Regions from separate parts of the Homo sapiens genome. Here regions 1, 2 and 4 are each linked to region 3. The links are chromatin loops, found by intact Hi-C in ENCODE. Cell type or tissue: heart right ventricle. All regions are shown on one strand.

The links. A loop is a pair of places that touch in the nucleus more often than their neighbours do. Peaks named below come from ENCODE experiments on the same cell type or tissue, not always from the same donor. Only the 100,000 strongest peaks of a DNase experiment are listed, where the experiment ranks them.
Region 1: a loop joins it to region 3, with 2.2 times the contacts of the local background. A loop is called at or near these places in 17 of 110 quality-filtered maps.
Region 2: it touches region 3 in a loop (3.0-fold over the local background); 19 of 110 quality-filtered maps call a loop at or near these places.
Region 4: it touches region 3 in a loop (14-fold over the local background); 92 of 110 quality-filtered maps call a loop at or near these places.

Annotation. Positions count from the first base shown.
Region 1 is chr2:117,934,141-117,939,140 of GRCh38, reverse strand. CCDC93 (CCC complex scaffolding subunit CCDC93) reads left to right here. Exons shown (of 24, transcript NM_019044.5): 20 at 30-112; 21 at 2,402-2,439; 22 at 3,562-3,646. Among named protein-coding and RNA genes, the nearest start is that of CCDC93, 77 kb to the left of the region's middle. In heart right ventricle, no CTCF peak of the experiment used is centred here; DNase peaks (open chromatin) are centred at 2,068 and 2,953; H3K27ac peaks cover 2,679 bases.
Region 2 is chr2:117,914,786-117,919,785 of GRCh38, reverse strand. It overlaps CCDC93 (CCC complex scaffolding subunit CCDC93), which reads left to right. Exons shown (of 24, transcript NM_019044.5): 24 at 1-4,305. Among named protein-coding and RNA genes, the nearest start is that of CCDC93, 97 kb to the left of the region's middle. In heart right ventricle, a CTCF peak has its summit at 2,131 (motif pointing right); no DNase peak of the experiment used is centred here.
Region 3 is chr2:117,833,109-117,838,108 of GRCh38, reverse strand. It overlaps LOC107985939 (a long non-coding RNA gene), which reads right to left and starts at 4,378. Exons shown (of 7, transcript NR_158150.1): 1 at 4,312-4,378; 2 at 2,493-2,647; 3 at 1,585-1,724; 4 at 1,209-1,454; 5 at 1-451. In heart right ventricle, CTCF peaks have their summits at 1,818 and 2,021 (motif pointing left); DNase peaks (open chromatin) are centred at 1,988 and 4,674; H3K4me3 peaks cover 927 bases; H3K27ac peaks cover 803 bases.
Region 4 is chr2:118,000,527-118,005,526 of GRCh38, reverse strand. It overlaps CCDC93 (CCC complex scaffolding subunit CCDC93), which reads left to right. Exons shown (of 24, transcript NM_019044.5): 4 at 4,595-4,706. Among named protein-coding and RNA genes, the nearest start is that of CCDC93, 11 kb to the left of the region's middle. In heart right ventricle, a CTCF peak has its summit at 2,001 (motif pointing right); a DNase peak (open chromatin) is centred at 1,927.

The DNA.
Region 1 (5,000 bases), 100 kb before region 3:
TTCGTGTGCTGATTTCTTTACTTTTACAGTTTCAGCAGTGCACAAAGAAACCAAGCAGTTCTTCACTTTATATAATACCCTGGATGATAAAAAGGTTTATTTGGAAAAAGAGGTAAGAACATTTATAAAAAGAAAATGGCTAAGCAGCTAACAGTGCAGTTGACTCCAGGAAGTCAAATGAACTTGATGTTTGGGACAGGTATGTTCAGCATTAGCAGAAAGAGTGCCTATTTTATATGCTAAGTGCTGGCATACCCAGTCAGAAAGTGCAAGATTCCTTGGGAACCCAGACTGTCTGCTGTGAAGTGAGACTGGTAGACAGCCATTCTAGAGTGCTGTGGGGGAAATGCCATTGTTAAAAGGAACACAATGGAAGCTCTGGAGTTGGTGAGACTAGTTTGAGATTTAAAGGAAGGGAGGAACCAGCTGAATGAAATGGGGGTGGTGGGCTTGTTATAGTTTACAGGGAGAAAATACCTGTTTAATCATCAGTGGCCGACAAAGGCGTGAACTAAAAGGTTTGTAAAATTCAAAGCAGGGGTGAAAGGGTCACTGTCACTCCCTTCGTCTTTTTTTTTTTTTTTTCTTGTCTTTTTTTTCTTTTATTATTATACTTTAAGTTTTAGGGTACATGTGCACATTTGCAGGTTAGTTACATATGTATACATGTGCCATGCTGGTGCGCTGCACCCACTAACTCGTCATCTAGCATTAGGTATATCTCTTTTTAACATTTAAAAACTCAGGTTAAATTAATGGCTCAGGGCTTTCCCAAGTTGATGACAAACGGTTGGAGCACAGTATGCAGATATGTCTTAATTTAAAAAAGAGAACAGTCCTGGTCTTCACCATGGCAGCATAGTGTCCTGAAGAGAACACGGGCTTTGGCGTCAGTCAGATTTGGGTTTATTTGGGTTTTAATGTGGCCTCTTTTTTCTCACCTGTAAAATGGGGATGACACCTAATTGCATTGATGATGATTATAATGCGGACAGAATGAGAAAATGTAAAGTTCCTTACACATGGTGGATTCTCAGTACATACTTGTTCCTACCCTCCCCCTCACCTTGAGGTTGATAGAATGTGTTTTCATTTTGTCACCTTGTAGTCTACACTAATTACCACTTTAATAAGGATAATATTACAAATGTATCTTTTACCTGAACCCAAATTGAGGCATCTGTAATTACTGTCACCTTTACTGCCTGCTGTCAGACAAACCAGGTAGATCTCTGTCATCCTAGAGGGTGCTCCTTGGGAAGCTGTTTTATTTTTTTCTGTATCCGGGGCTTACACAGTGGTAGGCGTATAACAGACATTTGATAAATGTTTGAATAGATGAATGCATTTCATGGGATTTGCATCAGACCTGGGGAATAGCTCTGTCCCACATCCTGGCCTTGGGGCCCTCCTACCTGGCAAAGGAAAGATTTGCCAACCCTGACTTAGGGATAGGCCAGCCCCTTCCCAAAGACCTTAAACCCCATTGACCTTCCTTCATCAGCAGTGTTTAAAGTTGTTCCACTGTTTAAAAACTAGGAATATTGCGAGGCAGACTGGGGAGCTGGGCTTTCTAATTCCAAGCCATGTTACCAGTTAGAATGTTACATTTGAATAAATTTGGTATTTTATTTTAAATGGATTTATGCCTATGATAGTTTAAAACCTTCCTGTGGAGTACTAAGGACAAGAAATATTCTACATTGCTGACTGTGAACCTAAAGTTCACATATGGTAATTACTTAGTTCTGAGGCCCCAAATTGAGTAGTTTTATGGCCAGAAAGATGACCCAGGTTTCCTTACTCCTGCCTCAGAGCCCTTCCCAGGACTGTATCATTGGGGCAGATAAGAGGATTTGCTGCGGGGCTAAGGCAGTGTCCACGGGGCCTTGAACAGTGCATCCCCTTGGAGGCACTCAGCCACCCAGCAGCTTAGCTTGTTGCATTGGCGAGAAGATTCTGTGGGAAGGAATAGGGTGTAAACGACTCTCACTTTCCACACTGTCTGACTCCCGTAAGCTGTTATCCTTGAAAATAAAGTGCAGTGTTTGGCAAGATAGAAAGGGCTGTGGTGGCAGTTTGCCTAGAGAGCCCTAGTGTTAGCTTAGTGTCCTCTCAGCTGGGATCCAGTTCCCTTCAAAGCACCTTCTCCCTACATTCCTGTGGGAATGCCCTGTAGGAAGAGGGAATTTTCTGTGAGAAGAAGGTGGATTCCCTGAGGAAATCTGTGAGACAGAACATGTGGCTAATTTTTTTTTCATATGTTACTTTAATCTTCATAAACAAGGCATGTGTTCCTTGCAGAAGCAGTATGTGGAGACAGGCAAGCTTGCAGCAGTTGCAGTAGTGTGGAAATCTTTTTGCCTGTCTTATAATTTCGTTTGTTTTTTTACTTCCCCAGATTAGTCTGCTGAACTCAATTCATGAGAACTTCTCACAGTAAGTACTGTCAGTCCTCCTTCCCACTAATACCCTGCCGGCCTGCGCTTTGAATTCAGCCCACCTCACATTGCTATAATGTGCTTGACAAAGGTACATGCAAGACTTAACACTGGGTATGTGATTCTTACTCTTTTAGCCCTTCTGCTAAGTATCTTGTTTACACTCTCCTTGAGTACCTGCAAAACTATAATGATAGTAGAGTGAAGGAAGAGCTGACGAAAAAAGTTAACTTTCAAATACTTTGACTGTACCCACCTACTAAAATCTCTCTGTATGTTATCAAATTAATATTTGTTAATGAACACATAGAGATGCTTTAAAATTTACATAATGGAATTTATATAATTTTTTAGATTTTTTAAATCTCATGGTAGATTTTTTTTGGTTAATGTGTACATTGTTCTCTAAAAACTAGATGTCAAGGCCCACCTGTTCCCAAATCAAGCCCTCAAGCATGTCCATTTGCCCACCCACCATCCAGCAGCCCCAGGACTTGCTCCTTGGAGAGCATGCTTCCCTTCTCTCTGGCACAAATCTCTGCTGTCCTCTGGCAGGCCCTTCTCTCTGGCACAAATCTCTGCTGTCCTCTGGCAGATGACAGCGGACACATTGTGACTGACATCTTATTGAGTTACAGGTTCTAGATTTTAAGCTTCTTTTCTTAAAAAAAAAAACAAAAAACCACAGCTTCCCCTGGTTTTAGGAAATCTCAGAATATGTCTCCCAGTTTCAAGTATCTGCCAATCCTCAAATTTTGTAAACCAAATGAAATTCATTACTTATGCAGTACATGCCGTATTTCAAATAAATAATGTTTTTGTTAATTTTAGTCACATTTTACTGCAAGAAAATACATATTAGTTATGAAAGTTACAGGGAAAGTATGACAAAAAAGATTAACATGCAATTATAAGACCAGGCTAATTTCCATGCCTTCTCAGAGGTTTAGCATCCTTAATTGCCTGGGATCCCAGGGGCCCCCGTGGCTCCACTGTGCGTTACAAAGACCTGATTGCCTCTCCTAAGAGTCATAATCTGGATACAGAGCTGACTGCTTGGCATTTCCCCCTGCCTCAGAGTCCTGTGTGCCGGTCATAACTCTACTGGTTTTTCTTTCAGGGCCATGGCCTCCCCTGCTGCCCGGGACCAGTTTTTACGTCAGATGGAACAGATTGTGGAAGGAATTAAGCAAAGTAGAATGAAGGTCAGATGGCTTCTTTTCTGTAATGCAGCCCAGGTTTTATAGTGGTGACAGGGAAGGTCCTGGGAAGAAAAGGCCTCTTCTGGTAGTTGGGGAGTGTGCCCTCAATCCTGAAAAGACACATTTCTACAGAGGTATTCCCACCATGCGTCTTACTCTGTAATGGGCAGGGCCTGTCTCATGAGCTGCCTACACCCAGGGGTTCAAAAGTTGCTGTTAGCAGTAGCTCCCAGGTATTGAACACCTATTGTGTACCAAGCATTGTGCTGACATTCCTAAAAGACCTCTGAAGTGAACAGTATCACACCCATTTTACAGATGAGGAGACCACCTTTCACCAGCAGGCTTCCGCTCTTGACTAGATTCACTTCCTCGGTGGATCTGTGGTACCTGACATTCCGCCACAAGAGATTCATTCCTTAGGAATCTTAGGATCTCGAGAGCATTTTGGTTTTCAGGAACCCTCTAAAAAAGAGAAATCATTGCTGAACTGAGTTCTGCCAAATTGAGAGGAAATTGAGTCTCAGAAGTCTGAAGAGAACAGAGAGGCCCCACTCAGTCAGGGTGCAGCATGGGATTTTCCTACAGAGACAGCTGCAGTTTCCTACCACCATTCTCAGATGAATCCTAAACAGTACCTCCAAATATCTCTTGCTTATGGTCCTGTTTTAAAAATGTATCACGCCAGAGTGGTTCTCCGACATGGCAGTAAAATCTTCCGGGGACGTTGGGTTTCTCCTCTTACGATCTTGGGGCAGAGGGCTCCAGTGAGTGATGCCAGAATGTAAACACATGAGAAAGAAAGAATTGTCCATAGGTCCTGTCATCATAAAAAACCCTGTTACAGAAGACAAACATTCAAGTTGCCTGTAATCTCATCTCACAAGAGATGAGCTAAGGGCAGAAGTGCTCCATATCCCTTTCCCTGTAGAAAAATATCATTAATCTCTCTGTGAATGACTTCAATAAAACGATGTCAAAGGAGGAGAAAAAAAGTATCACTAGTAACAAGCACGATTTCTCAAGACTATTCAGCCGTAAAAATGAGAACGACATAAGTCAGTGTTTGCCTATATATGCACACTCACCCAAGCCAGGATAGGCTGTCTTGCAGAGGGAGAATGCAGTCCCCTCTCAGTGACCTGGGGTATGAGTAGGTGGAGGGCAGAGAACCTGGCTGACCAAAAGCCTCTGACAACCCAGGTGTCAGTGTGTTAGACGCTTCCACCTTGCCATTGCTCTGCAGGAAGCTGCTCTGGTTCATAGTCAAGAACAACAGGAATTCATGGGGTTTTTTCCTTTGACTTCTGCTTCGTGTTTACAGAGAGCAGTGTAAACAGGAAGTGGAGGCCAAAGG
Region 2 (5,000 bases), 82 kb before region 3:
CCTTTCACCTGCCATGGTACCTTTTGTTCCCAGCTCCTCCAGGTGCCAGCCAGCAGGCTTGGTGGTGACAGCAACTGGAACGAAAGTTCAGTGTTGTTTTAATTTTTATACGTTACTCAAGTTGATTTCTCAGAAAATTGAAAACAGACCTTGTGCTGAGGACACGTCAATAAAAATTATACCTTCCCCTGCCCCAATGTTCATGTGAGTCACAGCATGCAGAGGGGCTGTGCATCCCCCTCATTGAAGGCACATTTGATGAGGCTACGCTGCAGATGGGTCATGGTCTGAGCCAGGAGAGAGATAGACACTGTTCCCTGCACTCAAGGCAAGTAGGGTGTCAGGAGGAAGAGCAGTAGGGTTTGCAGAGATCCAGGGAAACTTCCTGGAGGAGGCAGCATTTGAGCCCTATCTAAAGGGAGAATCGGATGTTGATAGGAAGACTGTTTTAAATGAAAATACACTATGATTAAAAACCCAAGAGAGTGCAGAGGAGTACAAGGCATGCATGTTGGGAAAGGAGGGAATAAGCTAGTCTCTGCAGGAGGCTTCAGAGACCCGTCTGGGAAGTAGGGCTGAGACTAGGCTTTGGAGGGCCTTGAAGGGCAGCTGAGGGTTGATTTTAATCCTTGGAAATGACCAGTGCAGATCAAACATGGAGCTCCTGCTGCCCTGGTCCTCAGGAGTCTGGTAACTCAGTCATGTTCTGTAGGTTTGTGCTCCATTTTGCATAAATCTTGCAAACATACCAGGTGGCAGGTTTGCACAGTAACACAAAAGCTTAAACATGTCAAGCAAGTGGGGCATTCAGCAGCCACAGAAATGTGTTCATTTTTAGTCCCTAATGGATGTGATTAAGCAGGGCTGATGTGTACAGATTTAAAAACACACACACGTGCTGGATTAAAAACAGCCACTGGTTTCAGTGCCAGGGCCAGCAAGGCCTACCTGAGCCAGGCGGAAGCAGCAGCTTGCAAATAGAAACTGCCACCTGCGAGCGCTTCTTGGGTCATGTGCAGCTCCACCTCAGCTGGTCCCTGAGCCGTGGTCATGTGGGGGTTTTGAAGGGCTAAGTTGAAGCAAGTAATTGCAAAAGAACAGGTGGCACTCTGAGGGCAGGGGAAGGAGACAGAAGTTTGACTGCGTTTGAAATTATTTCAGTCAGGGAAACATCTGCGTTGTCTTGTTAAGCAGCTTGTAGGCCCACCCCTGGCTAACTGAACTTTGTGAGCAGTTGGGGCAGTTATTTGAATATTTGTCCAAAGGTGGTAGGGAGGCAGATGACATTCTGGGGTTACTGGAGTCCACCTCTGTGCTGATGGGGAAAGTATGGCATGATGAATCCAAAGCAACCAGTAATTCTTTTTGAAAGTGCAGGCATTTATTTTGAGCTGTATTTCATAGGAGTTTCATTTGGTTTGGTTTTGGTATAGAGAGGTGTCCATAGATCTCTATTCCCTTTTTTTTTTTATCGACAAGGCCTACTACGGATAAATCAGTTTTTGTTGCCTGAATACACTTTGAATTAGACTACAGAAGCCAGTTTGAGCTCAAATTTCACACTTGCTGCAGACAACTCTCAGTGTGGACAGTGCCTTTCTGAGTAATTAGGATGTTACATGACTTTTTGGTGAAGCCGTATAGGGTAAGGAGATGCCCCAAGGCCCCTGATCATTTCAGAAGCCACCTGGAGCACCAGAAGGGGTCATCTTCCCAGGGCTATGGCTCTGTGTGCTTAGACAGACATAGTATGGAATTGTGCTCTAAGCCCACAGGCTTCTCCGGAGTTAAAAGGAAGCAAGAACATCCTTAAGTTACTTTTTCAAAATATGCGCTTCAGGAGGAACCAGGTTTCCCCAGGAGAGAGAGGCTCCCTGCTCAATCAGCACAGGGAGTTGCTAGCGGGCAGGCTGCCCAGTGCTGTGGAATCTCCGCCAGCCTCTGGGTTGGGGGCTCCCTCCCACTTCTTGCTTCTTATGGAGTACATGGGACTGCTCTGCTTTAAGCCGCGATCAGAGCTGTTGTGAGCAGGACAAGATTGCGTGATCACGAGGTGCGTGGGGAGATGCTAGGACATTTGTTGATGTCTTTGACCTGTGCTCCGTCTCTGTTGGATGACTGGGTTAGCTAACACCACTAGAGGGAGGTACAGAATGTTAAACAGTCGTCAGAGTCACACTGAGGGTTGTTTTAACAGAGGGCAAATTCCCAGTTTGTCAAGCATATCTCTGTTAGAGTCCGAAGTTCATGGTTTTAATGGTTCTAGCTCGTAGCCCTTAATATTTTCAGGATAGCTGGGTCCTGCCAGTGTCCGCTGAGTCCATCAGCACAACCAGAAGGTCCAGGGTCCAGGCATGGGAAGCATTCTCTGACAATACCGAGCCCTCGGGACCTCCTGAAACCTTGAGCAGAGGCTGGAGAAGACCTTCAGACAGTCCTTTTACTACCTCACAAAGTGCCATGCCCGGGACCTCAGACCTCAGGGTTGTGACGTTGTTGATGTTGTCAGGCCCCAGTACGTCTCTAGTGACCGAAGCAGACCTGCCTGAAAGGGCACTCCGGACAGTGAGCCCTGGCTCTAACCTGTGCCCTCATATTTCTGCTGCCTCATATGGTCTTGTTTGCCCACTCTGTAGGTGACTGATCACCCTAAAAGGGAGGTAGGTATCTAGCAGTAGCACAGTTACTTTGAGCCTGACCACTTGTTCTGAAGTGCAGATGTTGAAACATGCATTGAGGAAGAACACTTTAAGGAAGCACTTTATGATTTACTCATGGCTGGTGTTGGCCTCAAAGTAAAAGAACATCTTAATGCAGAACAGTACAATAAAGAGCCCCATAGGATGGATGCCATCATCTGTCCCCATGGTTGGGATTGCCAAGGAAAGTGCCTTGTTCTGTGCATCTTCAGAATCCCCCAGGCCCTCTCTTGATCCTTTTCATGAAGTCCAGAGCATTCCTTCTATTACAGGCTGAAGATGCATTGTAAAAGGTAATGCTATAATAGTATTCCCTCTTCTCAATAAATGTGCAAAACTGGAGAATCTGGTGCTGATCTGCAGCATACTTGACAACACAGGGAATACCGTGGATGTTCCACGCCAGCCTTACATCCGTCCCCATTGCCTGCCCATGTCCAGTGGCCCTGCGCAACAAAAGTAAGGGCTTGTCTTACCACACTCTCCCCAGCATCTAGCTCAAGGTAGATGACTGACTGGGAAATTCCGGTTGGATAAAATGGCTTTTCCACATTGCAACTTTGCATCTCTATTAGGAAAATTTAGATTGAACCTTTCCTCTACTTGATGCTTAGTTTGAGAACAGTTTTCACAACTTTAGAGGGTCTCTCTCAGAGTATGTTATACTGTAACCTTGAAGTTTGAGATGAAACAAGGTGTCAGAGGTTTTGAATCTTTCAAAGGAATTGCCTTTTACAGATTTTTTTTTTTATTCCCTAAGAAGGGAAAAAGAGAGGGAAGAACTACACTAATGTTAGAGATAAGGTATGTTTTGGCTCAAAATGTGTCATGAACCTAAAGGTAACTTGATGGGCAGAAATGTCTCAGCCATGTGAACCAAGAAGTGGGACCACAGTGCAAGGCTGTGGGTGGCAGCACTAGATACGGTGGTGGCAGGAGTGTGACATGTAGGCACTCCATGGGGGACAGCTGGACGGTGTCTATCAAAAGTGCAAATGCATAAGCTCTTTGAACTAGCAATGCTACTCCTAAGAATTGTACCTGTGTACAAGGTACTTGTGTACAAGAGTTTTTGTTGAAACATTGTAATAGCAAAAAGTTGGAGAGTGCCACCAATACAGGGGAATGGTTAAATACATTATGGCCAGCTTAAACAATGGAATAGTTTGTAGAAATTTAAAACAATGGATCCTGTGTGTGTGTACTACCATAGAATGGGCCCCAAGATGCATGATTAAGTGAGGAAAAAAGCCCATGGTATCCTAATGTTTGGAATGGAGAAAGTGTGTAGATGTATGTGTGTGCATATGTTTTCACACAGACGTATACACGTGTATATCATATGTCCACCTGCATATGCCTAGGATGTCTCTGGGAGGATATCTAGCAGCCCGGCAGCCTGAATTGCCTCTGGGAAGAGGGGTGGGAATGACTTTTCAATGTACACCTTTTGTACCTTTTGAATTTTGTACCATGTACATGTATTATCTATTAAAAAATAGTTCTTAATTTTTAATTTGGTATACTTTTCTTAATAGAACCAAAATGGAAGAAAATTCTGATTCTCTAAATCTGCTTTCTTAAAGATAAAGCCTTTGATTCAAAAGTAGTGAGACTCTTTCTTGGGTCTTGAGGCAATGGGCCATGCAAAGGGAGGTGTCCTTTTCTGGTGGAATAGAATGCGGCAGTGAAGCAGAGGCTGGCTCTTCTCACACTCTGGGAGCATGTTGGGCTGGCAGAGGGAGGGATGGGGATGGGGAAATGGATGGTGATGTGACTAATCACTGGGACAGACGGGCTGCTGCAGGGTTCCGTCCATCTTACAAAAATCACAGTGCAACCCTGGTCCTCTGACTTTTGGGGTACAAAAGATAGGCATACCTCTGAGTCATGATTCAAGGGGGGCTGTTAACATCCTCCAGAAGCCGTGCCCATCTTGTGTAGAAACCTGCTGTGGGTGAGCCTTCCCCACCCCTGCCTTCTTTTAAAAACCAACACAACTCTGATTTTGTCCAGCTCCGAGGTGGCCGTGTGTCAGCCCCAAGAGAGGAACATGACAGCTTTTCCAGTCAGGGGAATCTCACTTTTTTTGGCCAACTGCTGGTTTGCGGATGGATGTCTAACCCAGTTATGACCAGTTTTGGGGAGACTGCTGAACTTCTGGCAAAGACTTTCCTGATGATCAGTGAGAGATGCACTAGGAGAGCTTCACCCTTTCTTCCTGTGATAAGTTATGGAGGGGGGACAGGGTTTGAGCAACTTCAGCCATCTTGAGACCATGAAAAGAGACATCACAACACA
Region 3 (5,000 bases):
TGGCTCTAAATGTCTTGCTGCAAATTCTCTTCTGACTTCCAGTCTCCATGCCAGAGCCCCTATGGCTGTCCAGCTGAATTCTCAGCTCTAAACTAAATCTTTCTTTTTTCCTGTCAATCAGCACCTCCTCCTGATTTCTGTTCAACTCCTATTTGCTGAACTCATACTCTGCTTGTGAGACATGAGGGAAACAAAGATAAATAAGATTCAGTCTATGCCTTCAAGAATTGTCTTCATTAGGGTTCCATAACTCCGGCACTATTGACGTTTGGGGCTGGATAATCTGTGTTGCAGGCGTCCTGTGCACTGCGGGATGTTCAGCAGTATCCCTGGCCTCTGTCCACTAGATGCCAGTAGCATTGTCCTCTCGGTCAGGACAATTAAAAATGTCTCCAGATGTTGTTAAGTGTGCCCTGAGGAGCAAAACTGACTTCAATTGGGAACCACTGGTCTAGATGCAGAGACATAAAGAAACAGAAAGAAAATTTCAGTATGAAGTAGATGTAAGGACAAGTACAGCAATGGTCTGTGAGGAAATTAAAATTGGAGGCTTTAAAAATACTTGTATCTACAAGGATGAACTGGCCAATAAGCTGAAGCTTAACCACACGAAATAATTAAAGGACATCATAAGACAGCATTTTCACAGGCGGGAAGGAGGAAAGGAGCTAACTAACACTTGTTTAGTCTTTGTTATGCAAAACCTGCTTTGCATTTGTTGATTTATTTCATTCTCACAATATACCAAAGTGTACAGCATGCTCTGCTAATGCCCACAGTGCTAGTTCATATAACCCTTACGGTATAAGGGCTGGATGGCGGTGCTGTCTTTCCATGTGACAGCCACGAGGCACAGGGAAGTTCCTTGCTAGTCAGTGACAGCACTAGAATTCAGACAGGAGCAGACTCCAGGGTCCAGCCCCACGCTGCCCCTTTGCCTCGGCTCATGCGGTTCACGTTGCCCGCACGCCTTGGCTTCTCTCTTCCTTTCTCCCCTTTGCTGTTAGAACATCCTTCGGGACTCAACTCCAACGCGGAGCCCACCCAACGCCGTTCTTGAGCGTTCAGCCCTTTAGATGGCGATTTCCTCGCTGTGGTACATTTTCCCCTGGATTTTCTTCAGATCCCTCTCACATGACTTTGTAGGAGGGGGCTGGAATCACTCCTGCACCCCCAGGCTCTTACTCTTAGTAGCCACACAAATATACCTGTGATGAGAATGGAGTCCAGGGCGCTGCTCCCAGGGAGTCTGACCTTTTTCAATGTCCTCACCCAAAGCCGCCCTGGTAACCGTCTGTTACCAGGGATGGAGGCCACATCCTCTGTGTCTTCGCCCCAGCACCTCCAGGCCTGGTTCGGGCCAGGCTCTCAGGCGCTGGCGGGTTCCTCCTGCCCGCATCTGAGGACACCAGCAGCCTTCCCTGGGGGCAGCAGGGAGGGAAGGGCAGCTCGGCCTGCGGAGGAACAGGAGGCGGTCAGGGAGCGGGAAAGCGCCCGGCCCTAGGGCTGAGCAAACCGCGCTGGCGTCCGGGTTAGGCCATCGCCCTCCCGTCTGCGGCTGACTCTGCGCTTCTCCTCCCTCACCGTGGCGTCCGGGTAAGACTGTCCTTCCCAGGGCTGCCGGGAGACCACCGTGGCGTCCGGGTAAGACTGTCCTTCCCAGGGCTGCCGGGAGACCACCGTGGCGTCCGGGTAAGACTGTCCTTCCAGGGCTGCCGGGAGACCTACGGCGTTGAAAGTGCAGGGGGCACTTGGTCCGGAGCCTCAGCAGCCTGGAGCCCCACTCCTCGCTCCACGTCCCCCTCAGCGCATGCTCTCGGCATGACTGGGTCGCGTGTTTGTCCCACTCTTCCCCTACACTCCGACCTTTCTTTCCTCAAGCTGGATAAAATGAACCCTCGATAGCGCTCCCCTGCCAGCAAAGGCAAGTCCAAAATCACCAGCTGCTGCTCTGACAAGCGTAGCCGGCCCCGTCGCAGCAGCTGTCCTGAGTCGGCACAGCCGAGAGCCCTCTGCTGGAGACGCCGGGAGCCGCGGAAGGGCCGGAGACTTCCCAGAAGGAGGCTCCCTTTTGCAGTTTTTTGGCCTAATGCCTCTGAAACCATGATTTTGATGGTGGGGAGAGGGTGTGAGAAACCGGTAAGTCCTAGAAAACTCTTGTTTCTGACCTTCTTCCCCTTTTCCTGATGTTCCTGATAATAGTGTCGTTAGGTCTTGTTTCTAAGATCTGACTTGGCCTGACTGTACACCTAATCCTTGTGTTTTCATTCCTTCCATTCTACGGATGAGGAAACTGAGGCACAGAGCAGGGAATTCACTTGCTCCAAGGCTCCTGTACATTCTGCCTGACTCCAGAAAGTGCTGCCTTGGGAGGTCTGACAACCCTTGGTTCCCCCTTTCCCAGCTGTGGACACTCCTCTAGAGGCTCTCAGCGATGCCAAGCATCCTGCTTTTGCCTGCCTCCCAAACCTCCAGAGCAGCTTCCCCATGACCTGTCCCGAGGTGGTGAGTTTGCCACTTGTTCTTTTTTCGACGCATCCTTGCCCTAGATGTTTCAAAGTCCTGGCCTTGCTCAAAATGTCCAATTTTCCCTGTGCCGAGGGGCAGGAGGCTCCAGGCAGGGAGGACAAGAATGGTGGCAAGCAACCTGGACATTTTGACAAAAAGAGGGAGAGAGAAACCAGACCTTAGCGGTTATTGTATCCTTGGGCTAATTATGAGCAACAAAAAGCCACTCAGTAATTTAAACTGAAACAGAATTAATTGAAAGGATATGAAATGGCTGCAGAACTAGGCTTGCAAAATAGGCAGGAACAAGGGCAGGTAGCTAAAGGGCAGGACCCTGGACAAAGTCATGGCACACACTCAGTCACTCTCAACCTGGTGTGAGCACGGCTGCTGCGGGGTGCCACAGCTGGAGCTGCCTGTTCCCAACACAGCTGCCTCTGGACCCTGGATGAGAAAGCTGCTACATCTACTGTTTCTGCTCCTGTTTTATTAGTTAGTATCTGATTCACTCTGGGCAAATGTATGTGATTAGCCAAACCCAGGTCACAGCCCCACCCTGGCTGCATGGGAGGCGTTTTTGCTTGTCTGATGGGAGGTGATCTCAGTAACCCACCAGTACTTGAAAGGTATTGTCTCCAAATAAAAGGTTGGATGCGGACTGGGTGAGGTGGCTCACGCCTGTAATCCCAGCACTTTGGGAGGCCGAGGCGGGCAGATCACGAGGTCAGGAGATTGAGACCATCCTAACATGGTGAAACCCCGTCTCTACTAAAAATACAAAAAAACATTAGCCGGGCGTGGTGGCAGGCGCCTGTAGTCCCAGCTACTCGGGAGGCTGAGGCAGGAGACTGGCGTGAACCCGGGAGGCCGAGCTTGCAGCGAGCCGAGATTGCGCCACTGCACTCCAGCCTGGGCGACAGAGCGAGACTTCGTCTCAAAACAAAACAACAAAAATTAGCTGGGCGTGGTGGCACATGCCTGTAATCCCAGCTATTAAGGAGGCTGAGGCAGGAGAATCGCTTGAACCCAGGAGGCGGAGGTTGCAGTGAGCGGAGATAGTGCCATTGCACTCTAGCCTGGGTGACAGAGCGAGACTCCATCTCAAAAAAAGGTTTGATGCTGGCTAGCCCCTTAAAACAAAAAATGTGTTTTTCCCTCCACAGAAAAGTGATCATCCAGTTAGAATTTTCCACATTCCCCTCTTATATTACAGGTACAGATGCTCTGAGTCCCAGAAGGGAGAGTGGCTTTTTTTCTCAAAGACATGTGGCCAAGGCAAATTGGTTTCTTCTTTGGTCCACCACCAATGGACAGGGATTGAATGGAGCACTGTGGAGGGATCTGGAGGCTTTGTTTGGTGCAAGAAGGTTCCATGAAGCTAGGCTGTCCTTCTTCTTCCCACACCAGGCATTCAAATGAAACAGCTGTTTCTCTCTCGAAAGTCCCAGCCTGTCTCTCTTCTGGGCAGCCCTAGTTTGTGAATGACTACAACGTACTAACACCATTGCCTGTGCTGGGCACTTTCACTTTGCAAGATGAGAGCAGAAAACATTTACTAAGAGTCTGTATGTGAATGGGTTCTAGTCTGGTTGCTCCCAAACCTAGCTGAGCGTGAGCATCACCTACATACCTCTGCCCTGGCAAAGGCCTACTGAATCAGAATCTCCTAGAGATGGGGCAAGAAAATCATAGTCCACTAGGACCCGAGGATGCAGGATTTCTAGGCTTAATAAAAATAGCTGGAATATTTGCCTGCATCTATCACATCATTTAGAAAACAATATTGCAACTGTTTATGCCTACCTTCTCTAATCTGTATCCATCCCAAGAAGGATCTGGGCGTATTCTTCTGTGTCCTCTGCAGTTTATGACATCTAACAGGCTTTTAATTTATGATGAATTAGGTTATCCAAACGCACACTGTTGTTGTTGCCACCCCATACTCAGTACAGTAACCTTGAAAACAGCATTAATATACTTGACAGCTACCTTAGGAAGGTGCTGCAGGACTGGACCGCTTTCCAAAGCCCAAGTCTGCTCTCCAGAATTCCAAGAGATCCAGACTGTTAGAAATCCTGTATGCCAAAGCCCAGACTGGCTCACGGTTTGGGATGAGCCTCTGTACCTGCTGCTGTATGGCAGCAAGTTTTTCACGTAGGATGCACGGAGGCCGGTACCATGGACAGAGCACTCAGCACCAGGGCACTGTCCTGAGCACTGCCTTCTGAAGGAGGTATTACTTTTGCTTCACTCATGAATCAGGCCCTGAGGTTAGCAAGTGGCACAGCTGGAATTTGAATCCAGGCATTCTAGTTACAGAGCTCTCACTTTTAAGCCCTGTATAACTTAGGGATCCTGTTTTGGGTATCTTGTTTTATTTATACAAAGCTGGCTGAGACTAAATAAATTTAGACATAGCAGTGTCATCACTTGCAGCCCACAGGACCCAAAGACTTACCTGCATGTAGTGATGTGCTTGGCTCCCCCACCTC
Region 4 (5,000 bases), 170 kb before region 3:
GCCTTGGCCTCCTGGGATTAGAGGTGTGAGCCACCGCACCTGGCCTATGCTTCTTAATCAGGCTGTTCATTAGCATGAATTCTTTGTCTTCTTGAGGATGCTTTTCTTGGAAGCTTCTGTCTTTGAGCTGATTGCTTCCTATACCTGTGGCACTCTTGATGTGCTGGTATTTCTTTTCATTGCATTTTTTCTGTGCTAGTTTTACCATTTCTTGGATCCCACGTGTGCTTTTTTCCTAAATTCCCCTTGAGTTTTCCAGTGGTCGTTAGGCCCTGTTTTCATTTCGATATCCTTAGGGAATATGGTAGACTCCCATCAGTGGCAGCATTCCATTATACTTTTAATAGATATGGGAACACAGTATTTTTCTATGTCTTCTCAATTCCTTGTCTATATTTCTGAAATCTAAAAGACACTGAAAACTGTTTTTTCTTCTTTTAGGTTTAGATACAAAGCTTATTTGGGAGCAAAACATAACCTGAATTGACTGAATTTATAGCTTTATTGATCCCACTTATGTGACTATTTATAAGTTTTGCTAAATAAATTTTTTTTTATTATAGAGTGTGACTCTAGATTTTCCTGGGTTCTTACATAATATATAATATGTATCCCTTAGGTATTCTAAGGAACTAAATCTAAAAAATTCAGAATTCTGAAACACATCTGACCCAAAGGGTTTGGATAAGGGATTGAGGATGTGTTATATTCCCTGGTAAGTGCTTGATGTGTGTCTCTTAAGTGCAGAGCCATGAACTGTAACTGTGGGCAAAGCTGGAGACGGGTTTACGTGACTAAGGACCCACCAGAGTCAGCAGTGCATCAGGTAGCTCATTCTTTATTATCTGTAGAAGACATGTTACAGCCACAGGGTACTGAGTCATCTAAAAATCTTTTCTGTTTGGTTTTGGAATGTGTTCTGTTTGGTGTTCCCCCCCACCATAGAGTTTCTGGTTAGGTGCAGTTTAGACTAAAACTGCCTTATGTTTGCCGTCTTCCAGTATATCTAGTCAATTTAATGGGTGGGCTGGACGTATGTCCAAGGAGCACACTTGCCTATTGACGGCATGGTTGTCTCTCAAGCTGTCTTCTTTATGTGCCCAATTGAGGCCTTGTTCTCTGTCATCTTTCTTTGCTGAGAGTTCCATAAGCTTCTATCCTCTACTTCTATCTTCTTCTGAAGCCCCATTAACAGAGGGTCCTATGGCCAGAGGCCCATAAATGGGATTTTACATTTATAACTGAGTTCATTTCAACAACAAACATTTTATTGGGCATCTGTGTTCCAAGCACTTGCATGTGTATTTTATTATTTTACCTTCACTACCGCTTTGAGTAGGGATTATCCCTAGTTTTATGATAGGAGTATTGGACCTGGACCAAGTTACTTGCCAAAAGTTTCAGAGTTGTGGTGGAACTTGAATTTAGACCCAGGTTTAATTCACTGTCTTTCAAGCTGTTTGCAGTGGAGAAGAAAGCAGTGCACTGAACACTCTTAAAAACTAAAGGAGTCAAACTAGTCACAGCTGGGCATGTTAAAATCTTAGTCTAGGAAACCGGCCTGGTGACCTCTGCAATTGCTAATTTCTGTGATTTTTAGGAAATCTGAAGGATCCACCTAGAGCCGCAGGTAGAAGCTGAAAGGGGATTGTTAGATTTCTGGAAGAAGTCTTTCTCACTTTCTTTCCCTACCCCCAGCCTGCCTGCATTTTCCTCCATGTCCTCACCTTGGCTGCCAAGACTGTCCAGACTTGGCAGTAATTTCTGAGAGGTGGGTTTAAGAGGGTTGTAAATCCTAGGATGACCCGTGATAGCCTTCTCTCTGGACCTTTATGAACTGGGTGAGTAGGCTGGCTCCGAAGAGTGGCCAGGAAATGCCATGTCTGAAGGCAGGGGGTTAGGCTGGATGGTGGTGTGGGTCCCAGCCTCTTGTTTTTAAGCTATTATGTATGGTTCTAGGCAATTGGTAACTCTATGCAAACCAATATATCTGTAGCCACAAGAGGGAGCTCTCCTCCTGCTGAACCAAAATGTAACTAAGGAAAGGCTGTATTGATCACGTGCCCCTGCATAGTTAGTTGGGACCTGCATTGAGCAAAACCAGAACTGATATTCATTTTCATTTGCTAAGCTTGGAGTTTAGGCAGCAGTACCAGTTGAACACTCATCTCTTCTTACAAGTTTCAAGGAAATTAAATAAGCTATGAGAGTCTGATGGAGATCAAAATTTTAAAAAAAGCTTAACAGAGAACCTTAGATATGTTGCCAAATGGGTTTGTTAGTGCTTCACTACCAAGCTATCCCATGTGAGTCCCAAGCAGACCTGGACAACCACTGGCTTCCCCTGTGGGGCAGGCAACATATCTTATGGCAGAAAAGATGCATGTGTCCCAAAGACAGGCTGCCCAGAAAGGAAGGGCACCAGGAGTGGCTGAGAGCTGCATGAAAATTTTCTTCTTCCTCTCAGGACTTTTGTTTTGTTTTGTTTTAAGAGACAGAGTTCCACTCTTGCCTGGTCTAGGGTGCTGTGGCGTGATCTTAGCTCTCTGCAGCCTCAAACGCCTAGGCTTAAGTGATCTTCCTGCCTTAGTCTTTTGAGTAGCTGGGACTGTAGGAATGCACCATTATGCCTGGCTAATTTTTAAATTTTTTTATGCAGACAAGGTCTTACTATGTTGCCCAGGCTGGTCTCAAACTCCTGGCCTCAAGTGACCTCCCTCCTTGGCCTTCCAAAGCACTAGGATTACATGCATGAGCTACCATGCCTGGCCCCTCTCAGGACTTGTGGATAAATCACTCTTCACCCCTTCCTCTGTTAGGGAGGAAGGGTGAGGGGGAAGAGGCAGCAAATATTCTCCTATATGCTTCCCTCCTAGGAGGAAGATACTCCCTCTCTTCTATGAATGTGTGCAGTGAGGGATTAATCTCCCCCCTTCCATATTTTTTTCTATTAACACATTGGATCTGACATTTGATCTTATGATCAGTGGGGTATTACTGTTGTCCTCAGCAGTTTTAACCTTGGTCCCAACTTGTGAAGCTATTTTCCAGATACCAGACACTGTTTCTTAATGTGTTCTCTAGTGCCCATTCCCTGGGGGGCTGTTTTAACTTTAGTTCCTAGGTCACCTAGTTACTGTTAATACTAAGACTGAGGGGTGAAACCTACTAAGTGAATCATAGATAAGACAGTAATAACTCTCACCCAGCCCTGAGTCAGATGTTCATCTTGAGGGTATCTGTCTCCTTGGAAGGATTATTGAACTGCAGAAAGATAAAGGTGGACAAGACTTCTCTGAACAAGAAACACTTTTGGGAGACCCAAAACTTGTTGAATTTGAAGCACCTAGTAAGTTCTAAGTGACCTTTGTTTACCTGGACCTTTGTCTATTAGAACATAGTACTGTATTTGTTTATAAGGCCACAGTAGCTGCTGTGACTGGCTAAGATTTTTTTTAAAGGGTCTTGTGTGGCAATGTAACCTATTCATGTAGGCTGAGCCAGAAGCTCCTATTTCTCCAGATGTCCACAAGGCCATGCCTGGTGACTGCTTCTCAATGTTCCCAGGCTACATACCATGGCTTTGGGGTCAGGCACACCACTGAATAGTATCTTTTCTCTCCCCTTGAGTCTGATCCAATTAAGATAGTATAAGAAACAGGAATCACATAGCTAGAGATGAAATGCCAACTGATTCGAGAAGGAGGTTTCAGGCTGCAATAAAACAGACTTGCATACAAATCCCTCCACCAGTGCTGCCATAAACTGTCCTACCCCAGCTCAGGCTGAGCTGAGAAACCTCCCTAGCAGGAGAGGATGCTTTCCTCCTGACCTACAGAGAAGAAAACTCTGAGGCCTCAGGAAGCCTGGTTCCTCCCTTCTCAGTCCCACCTTGTGGTCTTCTATAGGAGGAAGACTGAGGCGAGGTGTTAGAGAAAGGTCGGTGTCCCTTATAAGAAGCAGAAAATATCTCTTCTGTATGGAAATGAGAGTGAGGATATACAGTTCCTTCAACTCTAGAATTTATTTTAGAGTATCAAAAAATTAAAGGCTACTATTTATTTTAAAAATATCCTTGTACCAGAGAGTAGAGAACTCCAAATCTCTTTTGGAAATGGGGCTCCATGTTTCATGTTAATATTCTGGGTACCTGGTGTAAGGTCTGGTAATTATTTGTTGCCTGATATTTAGAATACTTTTTTCAAACTGTTAGAAAGAGTAGATCAGTAAAACGAAATGTAAAAAGAATACGGGGCACTAATAACTTTTTATCTTACTACATAAGGAAGTTAAAAAATAGTAACGACTACCTCTAATGTTACCATCATTTCACAAAATATTTTACATCCAAAAAAGTAGGAAGAAAAACATTATAGAATAAAGGATGAAGGCAGTTTTGTGACCACACACCTACACACCACCAAATTGTGCTTATTTTTCTCATTTTGCAGTCATCTAGGAGAAACTTGTCATGGTCTGGACTAGCCTGGCATGGAGAAGTCCCAGATCCGTCTGTGATGCTGCCCAGACTTTAGAGATGCCATAAAGGCTACTTAGTATGCCTCACTCTTTGCTTGTTACTTTTTCTGAACAGAGCTCTGTCAGAAAAAATTGTCTCGGTCCTGCCAAGGATGAAATGCCCACACCAGCTGGAGCCCCACCAGATCCAGGGGATGGATTTTATTCACATATTTCCTGTTGTTCAGGTGAGAGCCTCTGTGTGGTTTCTTGTCCTCTTAACATCAGAATTCCTGTGATGGGCCTGGCTTGTCCTGTAATGGGTCCGTCTGTCCTGGATCCTGAATGTAATGGGTGTGGCTTAGATTTGGTACAGCAGAACATGGTGGTGTTCGTTGTCGTCATCTTCAGAAGATTGCCAGTCCTGCATATACTCTAGTTTCATGCTGTCACCTGATAAGATCTTTGAATGTTCTCATCTGACTTTTCATTGCCTTTTTGGTAAAAACAGAACTCTGTAGCCTGGTATGCTCTGTTCCCTT